Linked DNA regions of Homo sapiens: region 2 is linked to region 1. Evidence: read pairs that join two places in POLR2A ChIA-PET (ENCODE). Cell type or tissue: OCI-LY7. All regions are shown on one strand.

Evidence for each region. Peaks named below come from ENCODE experiments on the same cell type or tissue, not always from the same donor. Only the 100,000 strongest peaks of a DNase experiment are listed, where the experiment ranks them.
Region 2: POLR2A ChIA-PET joins it to region 1 with 10 read pairs; 5 of 35 experiments call an interaction of 5 or more read pairs at or near these places.

Annotation. Positions count from the first base shown.
Region 1 is chr20:25,032,009-25,040,008 of GRCh38, reverse strand. All of the region lies in intron 2 of ACSS1 (acyl-CoA synthetase short chain family member 1), which reads left to right. Among named protein-coding and RNA genes, the nearest start is that of ACSS1, 22 kb to the left of the region's middle. RefSeq lists a silencer at 3,322-3,616. In OCI-LY7, no CTCF peak of the experiment used is centred here; a DNase peak (open chromatin) is centred at 3,978; H3K4me3 peaks cover 1,458 bases; H3K27ac peaks cover 1,852 bases.
Region 2 is chr20:25,402,679-25,410,678 of GRCh38, reverse strand. GINS1 (GINS complex subunit 1) reads right to left here and starts at 3,006. Exons shown (of 7, transcript NM_021067.5): 1 at 2,784-3,006. The coding sequence starts at 2,858. It overlaps LOC105372581 (a long non-coding RNA gene), which reads left to right and starts at 2,384. Exons shown (of 3, transcript XR_937403.3): 1 at 2,384-2,608; 2 at 7,842-7,999. RefSeq lists enhancers at 1,860-2,617, 2,715-2,964. In OCI-LY7, no CTCF peak of the experiment used is centred here; DNase peaks (open chromatin) are centred at 3,018 and 7,918; H3K4me3 peaks cover 2,660 bases; H3K27ac peaks cover 1,202 bases.

The DNA of each region.
Region 1 (8,000 bases):
ACCAGCTGTTCTCGGGGCTGGCTTCCAGGACTCCAGTCCCCCAGTGTGCTCTTGTCCTGGGCTGCCAGCCTGCAGGAGCTTCCAGAGTTCTTCAGGCATTGACACCTGGTTCCCGCAGTCATGTGAGCTGGGCTTTGTGTCTGGAAGGGAAAGAACTTCCTTTCCAGAGACAAGACTTGGGCCAAAGGCCAAGTGCTGAGGTCGAAGGGAAAACCAGGCGTTAACAGGAATGAGGACAGAGCTTCTCTGGAGTCTGGCCTGGTACTTTAGTCCTACAAGGCTTTCTTAGAAGCTGACTGCATCCTGGGCTCTGGTTAGAGGAGAAAAGAAAAACTAAGGATGTGGGATTTGACCTGCCTGTGCCTGGGGAGGCATGCCCTGGGCAGGTGGCCCTGAATGAGGAGCCAAACACTGAATGATGAAGGAAAACGCCATTCCACACCCACCCTCGGCCCTGTCCTCCATTCTGGGGACAAGAAGAAAGGCTCAATTGAACCCCCATGCGTGTGGGGACTTTGGGCACTTCTCTTGCTAACTTTCCCTTTTGAATGAGAATCAGCCTCAGGTTCATTCTTAGAATAAATTTATATTAAAAAAGTGAACTAACTCAAGAAAAATGTTACATGAATAATTATAGCATTGGCAGATGGCAAATCTTTTGAAGTTTGGGAGCCTTTGCAATAGGAGTGGTTCTGATACTGAGGAGCTGGCTGACAGCAAGGCCCCTGGAGCTGGGCCTGGGTTTGAATCCTGCCCTGACTCCTTCAGCTGAATAGCCTTGAGAAAGTGGCCCAACTTCTCTATGCCTCAATTTCCTCATCAGGAAAGTGAAGAAGGGAAGGGGAGCTCAGAACCTATGGGCTGTTGTGAGGGTTAAGTGGGTTCTCCATGGGAACCTGCTCTGTGGGAGCAGCCCTGGGTACAGGATACTTGCTTGATAGCTGTTCTGTCCTTGTTCCATGGGATGGGGCTGTGAACTGAGGGTGGGGTGAGGACAAGTGGGAGGAGGGGCAGGGGAGGGAATACCCCCTGGATGCAGAGGAGGTAGGAGGCCATGGGCCTGGAGAGGAGGTTTCCTGTGCTGGCAGTGGCAGGCAATCATGGCTGGAGAAGCTTGGGTAGCCAGCAGGGGGGCAGTGACAGGACGACATGGCAGATGGTGGTAGGCTGTGCAGAGCATGTGGGGTGGAACTGCCTTCCCTCTGGCCTTTTGGAAGCACAGGCCTCGGGCTGAGTGCCTGGAACCCCCAGACTGGCAGCAACCCCAACTGTAGGAGGCTCTGCATCCTTCTCAGATCTACTCCCGCCCTCAGCACCTGCCTTGGGGGCATGGAGCAGGCAGGCTGTGCAGGTGAGGGCTTCCTGCAAGGCATTCACACAGCTGAGGTGCATGTGCCCTGAGCCGGCGACACGGAGACTGCAGCTTCCATAAGGCAAACCAGCATTTTGCACCTGCCCTCCTGAGAAGGAGGTGCCTGAGGTGCCCACCTTTCTTAAAGGTCCATCAGTGTTCAATAATTCTCTTTTTCCCATGTCTTGTATTTTCTGCAGTCATTATGGCCACTGTTTACAGGTCACCTTCAAAGGTGCCTGCAACTTCATATTTGGTCTCCACGACCACCTTGGTAGTGGGTCCTATTATTAGGCCATTTCACAGATGAGACAGTTCAGGCCCCAGTGGTGTGGGGGGCTGTGTTGGGAACCCTGCTCTCTGATCAGTCATTGTTTGGCCTCCCGTGAGACTCCTGAGTGATAAACTTGCAGGTTCAGCGCTTTCCACAGAGTCTAGCAAAACCTCAGGGAAGAGACTTTCACTTTCCATAAGGAATTTAGAACACACATAGCTTTAGTGATCTTGTTACTGGCTGAGCTGGCATCACTACTAGCAACTCAGCTCATGTCTCCTGGGGGCCCTCGCTGTGCCTGGGCCCGCCTTGGCCCAGGGGACCATTCATGTTCAAGTGCGGCTGCCACTTTATGTTTTCACGGCAGCTTCTCTTTGCTAAATGTCATGGTCATGACATCAAATAATGACGTGAGAAATTTCATACTTGGTTTATGAGCCCTGCTAGCTGACTTCCTGGTCTTCTGTTCTCTCAGCAGAGTGAGCAAATCTTACCACCATTGAATGACAGTCAGTGGCTACAGTAATGTCAGGGCCAGAGGAGGCTGCCAGGAGGGAAGGAGTCTGTTCCCCAGGCCTGGGTCCATGAGATGCGAGCTGGCCATCCATGCTTTGCGTGGCCTTCCACGCTCCTCCTGCGTGAGAAGGGGTCAGCCTCGCCAGGCTTCCCTTCCCTAAGGCTGATCCTTTCTTCTCTTACTACGAATATGTTCCTGACACAGCATGCTGAAGAAAATATCAAATTCTAGAGACAGCATAGGAATGTCCTTTCAAGTTTTGGATCTAGACCATGGAGTTGGCCTTCCCCAGCCCCCATCAGCACCGGTGCTTGGAGAGAAGTGACTGAGCCTGAGGAAATGCTTTGTGTCTGTCAGAGGCCTTCACATATCAAGACAATTACCTGGGTTTACTTCCCTTATTGGCAGAAGAAAATGAAACGTTTCTGTAGGCTGGTTTCTCAGAGGGGGTCCTTCCCATTTGCTTCTCAGAGCAGCAGCACATCTTCATGCCAGCGTGATGCAAGGTGACAGCAGCCTAGCCCCTCAGGGGAAGGAGGACACAGGGTGTCTGCAGGGTGGGTGTCGCTCTTGGTGGAGGTCCTTCCCACTTCATGCTCACCTGCTGCGCCCATTTGCTCAACAAATATTTATTGAGTACCTTATATGAGCTAGGTGGATGCCAGGAGGAAGGCAATAAGCAAAACCCAGATCTCTACCCAAGCAGACCTTGTACTTGATGGACAACAAAGAAGTCTGTTAGCTAATGTTTATTTCATGAATACTGACTGCCAGAATAATTGTAAGCAATAAACAATCATGCATTCTCAATTTCTTTCTTTCCCTCTTTCTTTCTTTCCTTCCTTCCTTCCTTCCTTCCTTTCTTTCTTCTTTCTTTCTTTTTCTTTCTTTCTTCTTCTTCTTTTTTTTTTTTTGACAGAGTCTAGCTCTGTCACCCAGGCTGCAGTGCAGTGATGGGATCTCAGTTCACTGCAATCTCCACCTCCTGGGTTCAAGCGATTCTCCTGCCTTAGCCTCCCAAGTAGCTGGGATTCAGACATGCAGCACCACGCCTGGCTAATTTCTGTATTTTTAGTAGACACAGGGTTTTGCTATGGTTGGCCAGGCTGGTCTTAAACTCCTGACCTCAAGTGATCTGCCTGCCTCAGCCTCCCAAAATGCTGGGATTACAGCTGTGAGCCACTATGCCCAGCCTTAATTTGTTTATTTCTTAAACACGAGAGCACACACAGGACTTACTTATCCTGGGCCTTCATCAGGAAATGTCTAGGAGGAAAAGACACTTTCAATATTAACCGTGACAAAACTAGCTCTGATTGAAAGACAGATGAAAAAATAAATACCAGTGTATTTCTTCCTCTCTTTTCTCTGAACTCTGTTTCCAGCTGTTTCCTGTTTTGGACTAATTTTAAATTCTGAGGCGGGGGGTGGGGGGCAGGGGTGCAGTTGTACCGTCTGAGTTCAGGCAGTTATCGTGTTGGTCACAATTACTTGCAGTCAGATTGTATCTTTAGCATTGGATAAAAGTTATTCCCAATTGATGTTAAGAGTTGGTAATAAGTCTTCTTCCTTCCCCAAGGCCAGTCAGCGTTTTCCTAGTGTTAAGCACCAGGAACACAAGGCCACATTTGTATTTTTGTGCACATCATTTGCATACGTCTGCACCAAAAGCTTGACCCGGCAGAGTACACTGCAGACAAACCTAAATATCCTGCTCAGTACCTGAACAACAAGTGTTATATTTCTTCTTGGACTTAAAAGTAAAACTCTAACTCATTTTAGTGACTCAGAAAGCTGCATGTCCCCGTGCTTTGGAAACCCACTAGGGTGCTACATAAGAGGATCCTGCAGGTAGTGAGGAAGCCACTGTTTCCTGCAACTGTAGCCCAAGGCACCAGTCACTGAGTGGCTGCATTATCTTTCTGATACAGAAACAGTAACATTTCGGTTTGTGGAAGTCTGAGAAATTATGAATATCCAAAAACATGCTTTCAAATGGTTCCTGAGTACTTGGAATGGCAGGATCACTTACTTGAACAACATTTATTTTTCAATGATTTGAAGACCTAGGTTTGCTGACCATATTTTCCAATAATATATGTCTGGAGGATATTACTAATGAAAAATGAGAGTTTAAACTTAAAAATCCAGGCTTCAAAAATTGGCTGGGTGTGGTGGTTCATGCCTGTAATTCCAGCACTTTGGGAGGCCAAGGCCAGTGGATCACTTGAGGTCAGGAGTTCAGGACCAGCCTGGCCAACATGGTGAAACCTGTCTCTACTAAAATACAAAAATTAGCTGGGTGTGGTGGTGCACGCCTGTAGTCCCAGCTACTCAGGAGGCTGAGGCAGGAGAATCCCTTGAACCTGGGAGGTGGAGGTTGCAGTGAGCGGAGATGGCACCCCTGCACTCCAGTCTGGGTGACAGAGTGAGACTCTATCTCAAAAAAAAAAAAAGTCACCTGGAAAGATGGGGAGAAATTGAGATAGAATTAGATTGGGATAAATGGAAAGCCTGCTTTAAAAAAACACAAAACATTTCCATGGCCATAATAGGAGCAAGCCCTAGTTAAAGGGCATCTGTTACATGTATTAGGAGTTGGGAGGGTGCAGGTTAGTGACCTCATGTTGAATTTGAGCCACCTGTCAGGTATTTTAAAAATGCATATGGTCGGCCGGGTGCGGTGGCTCACACCTGTAATCCCAGCACTTCGGGAGGCCAAGGCAGGTGGATCATGAGGTCAGGAGATTGAGATCATCCTGGTGAACACTGTGAAACCCCGTCTCTACTAAAAATACAAAAAAATTAGCCAGGCGTGGTGGCGGGCACCTGTAGTCCCAGCTACTCCGGCTGGGCTGAGGCAGGAGAATGGCATGAACCCAGGGGGCGGAGCTTGCAGTGGGTGGAGATCGCGCCACTGCACTCCAGCCTCGGCAACAGAGCGAGACTCCATCTCAAAAAAAACAAAAAACAAAAAACAAAAAATCCATATGGTCGGCCTGGCGTGGTGATAGCTCATGCCTGTAATCCCAGCACTTTGGGAGGCCGAGGTGGGTGGATCTCCTGAGGTCGGGAGTTCAAGACCAGCCTGACCAACATGGAGAAACCCCGTCTCTACTAAAAATACAAAATTAGCTGGGCATGGTGGTGCATGCCTGTAATCCCAACTACTCGGGAGGCTGAGGTGGGAGAATTGTTTGAACCTGGGAGGTGGAGGTTGCAGTGAGCTGAGATCGTGCCATTGCACTCCAGCCTGGGCAACAAGAGCGAAACTCCACCTCAAAAAAAAAAAGGTTAAATATAGAATTGAGGTCAAGGGTCTGGGTACCCACATTCAGCTCTGGGCAGGCACCATGAGAATGTGGGGGTCCATTTGGAAGTCTGGGGGTGTCTACTGAGATCGAGTGCCGTCATGGAGGGCTCGACCAGAGAACCTGGGGAGGAAAAGCTTCCAAGAGGATGAGGGGCAAGGAGTATTCAGGAATTTGAAGGGCTGTCATTGAGAAATTAGATTTATTCTGGGAAGCTTTAAAGGTCTGAGGTAGGACTAAGGGGTGGAGTTTGAAGAGCTGCAAATCTTGGTCCAATTTTTGGTAGACTGTTTCCCTATTAAAGTGACAGAGATGTGGCCCCATGAGGTGAGCTCTGGCAGTGTGATGATTAAGTAGAGGCTGGACTGCTGTAGGCCAGAATGTGGCTGCCAGATTTCAGAACCTCAAGGAGGCTGCACCGCCTGACGTCCAAGGATCCTTTCCACTTCAAGGTTTATGACCTTGGCAGAGAAAATAGGAAGGGAGAGAGCTCTGAGATTTACCGGATCAAATCCTTCATCAGGAGCCCCTCCTCTGGACTCAGCAGCAAGAGTGTGAGACTCACCAGACCCTGCTTCAGCTCTTGGGCCCATGTTGAGGCCCCTCAGTCTTCCAGGGAAACCTGGTCTCTAGACCCTCCCTGGAGGCTGTCGTTTAGCTGTCCAGCTTCAATGACTGGGTGACTTCTGCCCCTATAGGGAAAATCCACTCTTCTTTCTGCCCCAGTCCTCCTCCCAACAGCCAATCTATCCAGAAAGCTCTCCCTGCTGCCCTTCCCTGCCACCCCCAGTGGCTGTACCACCAAGTTGAGCTGCTCAGTGCCCTGCACACCTTCACATGTGCCGTCATTTCCTCATCGGAGCTGTGCTCCTGGAGGACACTCTCCCTGTCAATTCCTTTCTCAAATGCAAACACCCCACTCACTCCCAAGGTGCCTAGAATGGGATTTTTAACATCTCAGGAATTCACTGAAGTGAGTTAGCTGGTTTTTGTCATTTTAGAAAACGATTTCAAACAAAGATTTCTGAGAATTTCCATCTGATGGGAAAGACGATAGCTACTGAATGTTTGGCAGAGTTCCAAGTCAGTCTTGCTTTTTATTAATACTTGTGACAGCTGTACAAGGTGGAGGGTGCTTGCTGTTTCTCAGATGGTCACATGGCAGCTCAGAAAGATAAGCTCCCATGTCTAGGCAGCTACTACAGAAAGCTACCCCAGGCCTTTCTGTAGGGACAGTCCAGTGTCCTTTCTTGGCTTCAGATTGCTGCCCTCCGTCTGCAGAACAGGGACTAAATTTCATCGCCATTTAACTGGTGAGCATAATTCAAGCCTTCATCTCTGGTAGCAGCGAGGCTTAAGCTCTCAGAGCTATGAAAACGGAATCTGGCTGAAGATGTTGAGTGACTCTGGACCACGGCTCCCTCTTCAGCCGGTCACAGGCCACCCCAGCCTCCTCCCCGGAGTAGCAGGAGTGTTTCTGAGCCCTAGATTCTGTAGAGCTTGGTGCTGGGGGTTTTCCGGGGGAGTGTTCCGTCTTTTATCATAAACCTTGGCAAGGGGTGCGTGGGTGGGGCGCCACTGAAAGGCGCCTTTGTCCTCCTTCTGAAAGCCTGAAGGGAAAACGATGAAATCCCACAGAAGAGGCCGCTGGAGCCAGGCTGGGCAGGCGTGCTGGCTGCGGGGAGAACTGCGGGCTGGCCTTGCGATCTGGTTCTCATGTGGTCCCCTCTGCAGATGGCCTTGGGAAGAAACAAAGGCCTCCTTGAGGCCCCTGCCTGTGATGCGGACAGCTCATTTTCATTCTGCTGTGGTTTCCCGGGTGGCCTCGTTGAGCTTCACTGTTCTCGGGAGCCCTTTCCTTGACTACCCTTTGAACAGAGGAGAGCTATGCAAACACGCTGCGAGCGGCCTTGAGAGCCCGAGGAGGGTCTGCTTTCTGGGCCCCTGCAGAGGGCAGGGGTCGCGGGCTGGTGGTCTGCCCCGCCCAGAGAGAAAGGGCCTTGGCTTCCCCTCATTCTTCGTTCTGTGTTAGCTCTTTTTATTGCAAATAATTAATTAAAGTCAGTACAGCAAGAGTGGGAAAGTGGTTAATGCAATTGCCAGGTCCAGATTCAGAGGGATGAGGCGCCGAAAGGAAAGACAACCTTGGGATCGCTTCCACTTCCTCCACTTCGCACCGCATGGCCGGCAAGTTGGCGGCTCTCGCCTGCTCCCAGTTTTCCCGGAGTTGAGTATGGTTGACTCTGACTGGACCAGGTTGGGTCACGTGTCGGCCCTGAGCCAATCAGCTTGCCCAGAGAGATGATGCGCCCTGAGTGGTGGGTGAACCTGGTGATAGGCCCCAGAGTGGCCAGAGAGGAAGGGCATGCGCACACCATAGACATAGGCAACGTGGTGGACGACATGGGGGCTGGGCGGGGGTGCTGCTCACCCACCTTGTGCCCAGTGCTTTCCCTTCCCCTTGTCCATGGTCCCCTAGCTTGGGGAGAAAGCAGGGTGCTTGCTCTACCCGCCAGTGCTGTCTCGGGGCTGCAGGGAGTTGTGGCT
Region 2 (8,000 bases), 370 kb before region 1:
GAGGCAGGAGAATTGCTTAACCCAGAAGGCGGAGGTTGCAGTGAGCCGAGATCACACCATTGCACTCCAGCCTGGGCCACAGGAGCGAAACTCCCATCTCAAAACAATAAAAAAAAGAGAAAAGCCTGTGTGGTCCTTGGGCCTCTCAGATCCACTGTCAGCCTTCCTCTGTGCCGCTGAGTCGGAGGCCAGCCTCTGCAGGCTGACTAAGTGTTCCAGGCTGCTGGATCACCTTGAGTATCAGGTGGGTTTGTCAGTGGAAGGCACTAGTGAGACAAAAGGTGCTCCACCAAATTAAGACCTACAAGACAGTGATTCTACAACTTTTTTTTTTTTTTGAGGCGGAGTCTCTCTCTGTCGCCCAGGCTGTAGTGCAGTGACCCGATCTTGGCTCACTGCAACCTCCGCCTCCCAGATTCAAGCCATTCTCCTGCCTCAGCCTTCCGAGTAGCTGGGACTACAGGCACATCCCACCACGCCTGGCTAATTTTTTGTATTTTTAGTAGATACGGGGTTTCACCATGTTAGCCAGGATGGTCTCAATCTCAGGACCCTGTAATCCGCCCGCCTCAGCCTCCCAAAGTGGGGGGATTACAGGCGTGAGCCACCACTCCTGGCCTGATTCTACAACTTCTAAGACCAGCCCCTAGCCCCACAAAGTGATAACCCAACACTTAACTTAAAATTTGAGTAAAACAGAGAGCTAAACTAAGTGTCAGAGTCAGGTCCAAAATCCAGCTTGGCCGCACCTGTTTGCACAGTCTCTCTGTTCTCTAGGCCTGTGTCCTGATATGTACAATGACCTCTAAAGTTCCTAGTTCTCAGGCCACATTTTAGCATTTACACACTTCTGCATTCAAGCATCTCTACTGAGCTGCAGACTGCTGCCTAACTTTTTAAATGAGGTAACTGCTCTGAAGTTGAAAAAACAATTGACTAGAAACTGGAAAACCTGTGTTCAAGTTGAAGCTCTACCTCCAATATGCTGTAAATTCAGACGAGTTCCTTAACTTGACCCATAATTTGTGTCAGCTCAGTTTCTTCATTTGTAAGACAATCTAATTGTCTGGCTAGGTGCTCTTTAGTGTTCAAAACAAAACTCATTACCTTTCCCAACACACTCTATCTCCTGAACTCTGATGTTGTTTACCCAGTTTCCTAAGGATCCTCCAAGATCCCAATTCCTCCCTCTTATTCATTATGGACCCCATCTCTGCCCCTGCTCTAATAGCTACAAGTCATGTTTGCTTCATGTCTCTAAAACCCAAACACTGATCTCAGTGCCACTGACCTGACACAGTTCAGACCACACACCTCTCACCTGCTCTATCAGCCACCCAGTAGCCATCTCCCTGTCCCATTCTTTCCTCTCTTCAATCCATTCCCCATATTGCTGCCGCAGTTACCTTCAAAACACAAAAATTACCCTATCACTTCCTTGTCTAAAATCCTCTACCAGCTCCCAGCATGCCTTATAAGTGAACAACAAATTCATGTAGGCTGTGAGCCACCTTCCTAGACTCCCCACAGGCCCTATTGGTCACCCTCTCCAGTGTGACCACGTGACTTTGTGCTGCAGCATCCTTTGGCTGGGATGCCTCGCTTCCTTCTCAGATCAGTAACCTCATCCTTGAGGATGGAAAGGCTCATATATCACCTCTTCTACCCCAGCTCATACTGGTGTTTCTCCTTCGTGCTCCTTGCTATACCTCCTTAGTATCACTTAGCGTGGTGAATTCTATTATCTGTTTTTGTGCCCATCTTCCAGCAGAATGTGTCCTGACATCCACATAATGCCTGCTCTATGACGTAAGTGAAATATACAATTTAGAGTGCAGGCTCTGGAGCCAGAGTGCCAGGGTTCAAATCCTAGCTTTCTTGCTGTGTCACCTTAGGCAATATACTTAAATCTCCCCAATCCTATGCATATATAGCTGAAAAAAGTAGAAAACAATAGTTTAAACATCAAAAAGTTATTTTTGTTTTGTTTGGGACAGGGTCTCCCTGTCACTCAGGCTGGAATGCAGTGGCAGGATCAAGCGATCCTCCCGCCTCAGCCTCCCAAAGTGCTGGGATTACAGGCAGGAGCCATGGTACCGGGCCCTCAAAGGGTTATTAGAAAGACAAAAGATAATGTACATGAAGTGCTTAGCACTCTCCCTGGGGTAGCAGTGATAGAAAAATACAAATAATCATAATATTAATAGTAACAGCAGCAGCAGGAGAAAAGTAATATTAATAGCTAACACTGACTCAGCCCTTACTGTATGTGAGGCATATGCAGAGACCCTTACACATGCCACTCATTTTGCGTCCACTACATCATGCGTTGGGTACTATTATTGTCACCATCCCCATTTTTGCGTATGAGAAAACTGAGAGCACAGAAAGCTTGAGTAACTGCCCCAAAGTCACACTACAGAACCAGAATCTCAGCCAGGTTCCAGAGGCCTAGCTTTTACTGACCACGATTAGATGCCTGAGTGAGCAAGAAATGCTAAATTATCAGGCAACCTGTAAATATTTTAAGGGACCGGAACAAATCTGTCCAAGGAAAACTGCTAAAATGCAAAATTTGCTCAGATGAGGAAATTCACCAAATCGCTGGGTAGCGTAAGCATGAATGCTTTCTCTTTCCTCCTGAATTTTGTTTTGCTGCTTCCCAAGTTTTCCGGAGCTCGGAGGGAACAAGGTGCGAAAGTGAACCCTGACGGGGAGCCGCCCCGCCCCAGAGCCCAGGGCCCAACGCCGGCATGCCCCGTCCAAGTCTACCCGCCCCTCACGTTGAAGGCAGGCAGTTGCCCTTCGGGCGCGCGATGCAGCTCGCGGATCAGTTCCATGGCTTTTTCGCAGAACATGGCGGACGCTTCCCACTCCCGCGGCCTTGCCAACCACCAGCTCTCACGCCAAAATGGTATCTGGGCTCTCGGCGCCTCACTCCTTTCGTTCTAGTCCTACAGCGCCAGGCTCTCGCCTCGGCCTCCGCTCCGCGCTTTGGCGCCGAACAAAGCTAGCCAATAGGAACGCGCCTACGGCGCCCGAAAAGGGACATCCACCGCTCAGCCGCATTCCAAGAGGGGCGGAGTGGGAGGGGTCTTTCCAAGGTGAGGTCCCCGCCCCGGAGATGGCAGAACCCCTCGGCTGAGCAGAGACGGCTTTTCCAGTTCTCAGGCAGTGGGCCGGGGGACTCTACGGGCAGCAGAGCTGGAAATAAATGCACGCCCCGCAGCTTCCTTGTCATTTTCCTTTTGATTCATTCATTCTCGTTTAGGTTCAAGAAAAGAGCACTTTGAGGTTAAGAGGAAAGGCCCAAAAACTTGGTGTGCATTGGTAGGACGCAAGGGTTTCAGTTTTGCAGTGCGGGTTTTCTGTTTGATATTAAAATGAAACTCTCTTTTATTGGGTACCTAGTGCTGGTAGGGACTGCAGTGTGTATTTCATTCCCACAATTATCTCTGAAGTGTTTTAAGACCCGGGATTAATAAGGAAACAGAAGTTAGGTAACTTGCCCAAGGTCACACAGCTCCAGAGTGATTAGACTGTTATTTAGGCTTTCCATTTCCAACACCACAGTACCACCCTTTGATTTTAAAATAGTCTTTTAAAAATATTTGTAATATCTGCCCTAGATTAATACGAATTCACTAGGAATTTTCTTGGCTAGATGGTTATGGAATATTTCTTAAGCATATGGAAGATGGGAATCACTGCTAAAGAATTGTTTTATTAGGCAATTTTTCAAAAAGCAATGTTAATTTCTAACAAGCAATCTTGGATTTTTTTTTTTTTGAGATGGAGTCTCGCTCTGTCGCCCAGGCTGGAGTGCAGTGGCGCGAACTCGGCTCACTGTAAGCTCCGCCTCCCGGGTTCACGCCATTCTCCTGCCTCAGCCTCCCGAGTAGCTGGGACTACAGGCGCCCGCCACCACGCCCAGCTAATTTTTTGAATTTTTTAAGTATAGACGGGGTTTCACCGTGTTAGCCAGGACGGTCTCAATTTCCTGACCTCGTGATCCGCCCACCTCGGCCTCCCAAAGTGCTGGGATTACAGGCATGAGCCACCGCAACCGGCGCAATCTTGGATTAATTCTAGCTAACCCTAGAAACTATGTTGATCTTTTGCAAATATACAGTAGATATGTCATCTAAGGAATGGGCATGGGAATGGCCTACTCAGGCTTATGTTGAATAATGACATTGCCTTTTTTTTTTGGAGACAGGGTCTTAACTCCCGTTACCCAGGTGGAGTGCAGTGGCGCCATCTCAGCTCACTGCAGCCTCCACTTCCCGGGCTGAGGTAATTTTCCCCCCTCAGCCCTCTGAGTAGCTGGGACTACAGGCTCAGGCCACCACACCTGGCTATTTTGTATTTTAAGTAGAGACAGGGTTTCACCATGTTGGCCAGTCTGGTCGACAACTCTTGAGCTCAAGGGATCCGTCCGCCTGGGCCTCCCAAAGTGCTGGAATTACAGCGTGAGCCACCGCACCCAGCAAACATTGCCTTTTTGAAACCGCCTTTGAAAAAATTATAATAGAGAAAATTATTACAGTGAAAGAGATCTGACCTAACTGGCTCCATCTTGCTTCTAACCGCCAAGCCATCCTTGTTCATTCCTGGGCTTAGGGCGAATTAACTTGGGGAGAAACTTAGTTTATAGTTTAATTTTGAAACAAATACTTAGCCCTTTACCAAAGCGAAACCCTTTTTGTCTGGGGACTAGATTGCCTTTGCAGGAGTAACAGAGTAGCCACAAGACTAGAAATTTACGAGTCTCGCAGCGGGAGGCTACAAGATTCTAAAACCTCCCCAAGTGCTCCTAGGGATAGCAGCACTATTATAAAACCTAAGACCAGTGCTTGAGATATTTTGTAGACCCTGCACTTGATGGGATCAGCTGGCACCACCCAGATCGATAAACTGGCTCATCTGGTCTTGTGGTCCCCACCCAAGAACTGACTCAGCCCAAGAGGACAGCTTTGACTCTCTATGATTTTATCTCTCATCCAACCAATCAGCACCCCTCACTTTGTGACCCCCTACCCACTAAATTATCCTTTAAAATCCCTATCTTGGAGTTTTCTAGGAGACTGATTTGAGCGATAATAAAACTCCAGTCTCCTGTACAGCTGGGTCTGCGTGAATTAAACTCTTTCTCAGCCAGGCCCAGTGGCTCACGCCTGTAATCCCAGCACACTGGGAGACTGAGGCGGGTGGATCACCTGAGGTCAGGAGTTCGAGACCAGTCTGGCCAACATGGTGAAACCCCATCTATACTAAAAATGCAAAAATTAGCCTGTCCGGGCATGGTGGCTCACACCTGTAATCCCAGCACTTTGGGAGGCCAAGGTGGATGACCTGAGGTCAGAAGTTCAAAACCAGCCTGGCCAACACAGCGAAACCCCATCTCTACTAAAAATACAAAAAAATTAGCTGAACATGGTGGCACACGCCTGTAATCCCAGCTACTCAGGAGGCTGAGGAAGGAGAATTGCTTGAACCCAGGAGGTGGAGGTTGCAGTGGGCCGAGATCTCACCACTGCACTCCAGCCTGGGTGACAGAGTGAGACTCTGTCTCAAAAAAAAAAAAAAAAAAATTAGCTGGGCCTGGTGGCACATGCCTGTAATCCCAGCTACTTGGGAGGCTGAGGCAGGAGAATCACTTGAACACTGGAGGCGGAGGTTGCAATGAGCTGAGATTGTGCCATTGAGCTCCAGCCTGAGCGACAGAGCAAGACTCTGTCTCAAAAAACAAACAAACAAACAAACAAACAAAAAACCAAAAAACTCTTTCTCTATTGCAACTCCCCTGTCTTGATAAATCAGCTCTGTCTGGGCAGTGGACAAGGAGAATCCCTTGGGCAATTATATTTTCATCTCTACAGTAAGGAATAGTTTATCTAGGTGTTTTTCCCAAATACACAACTCTAGACTGGACTATGCTGCAGGACTGAATCAAAGACCAGCATGCACTACCCTCCTCAGCCATAGGCCTTTTTAATTTCAGCCCAGAGGCAAAGTTCATTAATGACCCCAAGACTCACTTCCTTAACAGTAGAATGAGAACAGTGGAACCACCTCTAAGGAGTTAAGATGATTCAGTCATACCTTCTGCAAATATTTATGAAATGCCTAGTGTTGAAGTTAAAACCAAACTCTAAAATATTTAAAGAGATTTATTCTGAGCCAATGAGTGACCATGGCCCAGGAACAGCCTCAAGAGGTCCTGAGAAAGCGTGCCTGAGGCAGTGCAGTTACAGGTTACAGGTTGGTTTTATGTATTTTAGGGAGACAGGAATTATAGGTAAAATCATAAATCAACACATGGAAGGTGTACTTTTGTTCAGCCTAAAAAGGTGGGATATCTTGAAGCAGGGAGCTTACAGATTTTCTGATTAGCAATTGGTTGAGTCAAGTTTTGTCTAAAGACTGTCAATAGAAGGAAATTATTGAGTTAAGGGGGAGGTTGTGGAGACCAAGTTTCTTGTTATGTGGATGAAGCCTCATAGGCAGCAGCCTTCTGAAAGAATTGATGGTAAATGTCTCTTTTTGGATCTTAAAAGGTGTGTTAAACTCTTGTTTAACCTCTCCTAGATTCAGGAAAGACCTGGCTGCATTAACGGAGATTCTTAACAGATGCAAATTCCCCACACAAAAGATGGCTTTCCAGGGCCATTTCAAAATATTTCAAAGAAATATATTTTGGGGTAAAACATCTTGATTTCCTTCAGAGTCTGCTATCTGTCATGTGATGCTACATCAGTCAGGTTGGAGTTTGGACCTTATTGCCACAAAGAGTGTGTTTGTGAGTCTTAGGATCTTTATTTTAATGTTAATGCTGGCCAGTTGCACCTATACTCCAAAAGGGAGGGGGTACAACAAGGTGCATCCCATCTTGCTTCTTGTCATAGCCGATAATTCCATTTTTGTTTTTTTTCAGGTTTCCCTGGGGTCCCCTTGGCCCAGAAGGGGTCCATCCAGTCAGCAGGGGATGGAGGGTTTGGGATTTTATTTTTGGTTTACACTAGTATTAGCCTGGCATTGACCTAGATACTGAAAATAAAGCAGTAAACAAAGTCCTTTCTACAGAGTCTACATTCCAGTGTGGGAAAACGCAATACACAGATACACTGATAAGAAATATATTGGTGAAAAAGCACTAAGAATAACCCAAAGAAGATGAATAGAGTGAAGGTGAAAGAGTCAGGGTTTTGAGTTCAAGTGTTCAGAGAAGGCACAGACCTGAACAGGGAGAAAATAACCCAAGTGGTTATGGGCCTTAGGGAAGGCAGGAAATTCCAGGCAGAGGAATCAAGCTGCAAAGGCCCCAGGAAGGTCGGCTGAGGATGAGCAAAGAGGCAGTGATGCTGGAGCAGGTTGATGATAGGAGAGGCCAGCAGTCAGGTCAGATGTTGGGAGCTGAAAAGGCCAAAGGGATTGTGACCAACTCAGCATTCCACTGGAGGCTATATTATCAAACAGCAAACTGTTTATCAAGAATGCAGGATGTGAGCAAACTCACACTGTGCCTGCCACCAAAAGGTTGGCTGAGGGCCGCGCTCCCTGGTGCCGGGCTCCTTGAAGTTATCTACGGAGAAATCTAGTGCCTATTGTTCAAAGGATGCAGTCTCGCAAGCCTGCTGTGAACCAAACAGCTGACTGACAATTACCCGACAATCACCCCCCCCATTTATCACTATCTGTTTTGCCTAATAAATATGGAGGGCTGTGTAAAGCTCAGGGCCCTTGTCCACTAGAGGCAAGGTGCCCCTTGACCCCTTCTTTCAAATATACTCTTTTGTCTCTTGTCTTTTATTCTCACATTCACCGCCCCCTTTGTTCAGTCCCCCTAGGTTCATGCAGGTTACAGGTGGCACCCCCGATCAGCGACAGAATCAGGTACTCTACAAAGTGGCGCCCAAACAGGGACTTCAAGGACATGAAGAAGAAGGTCTGCTGGAGCAGAGGAACTGAAATTGACAAGGTGAACGGGGATCCCAGGG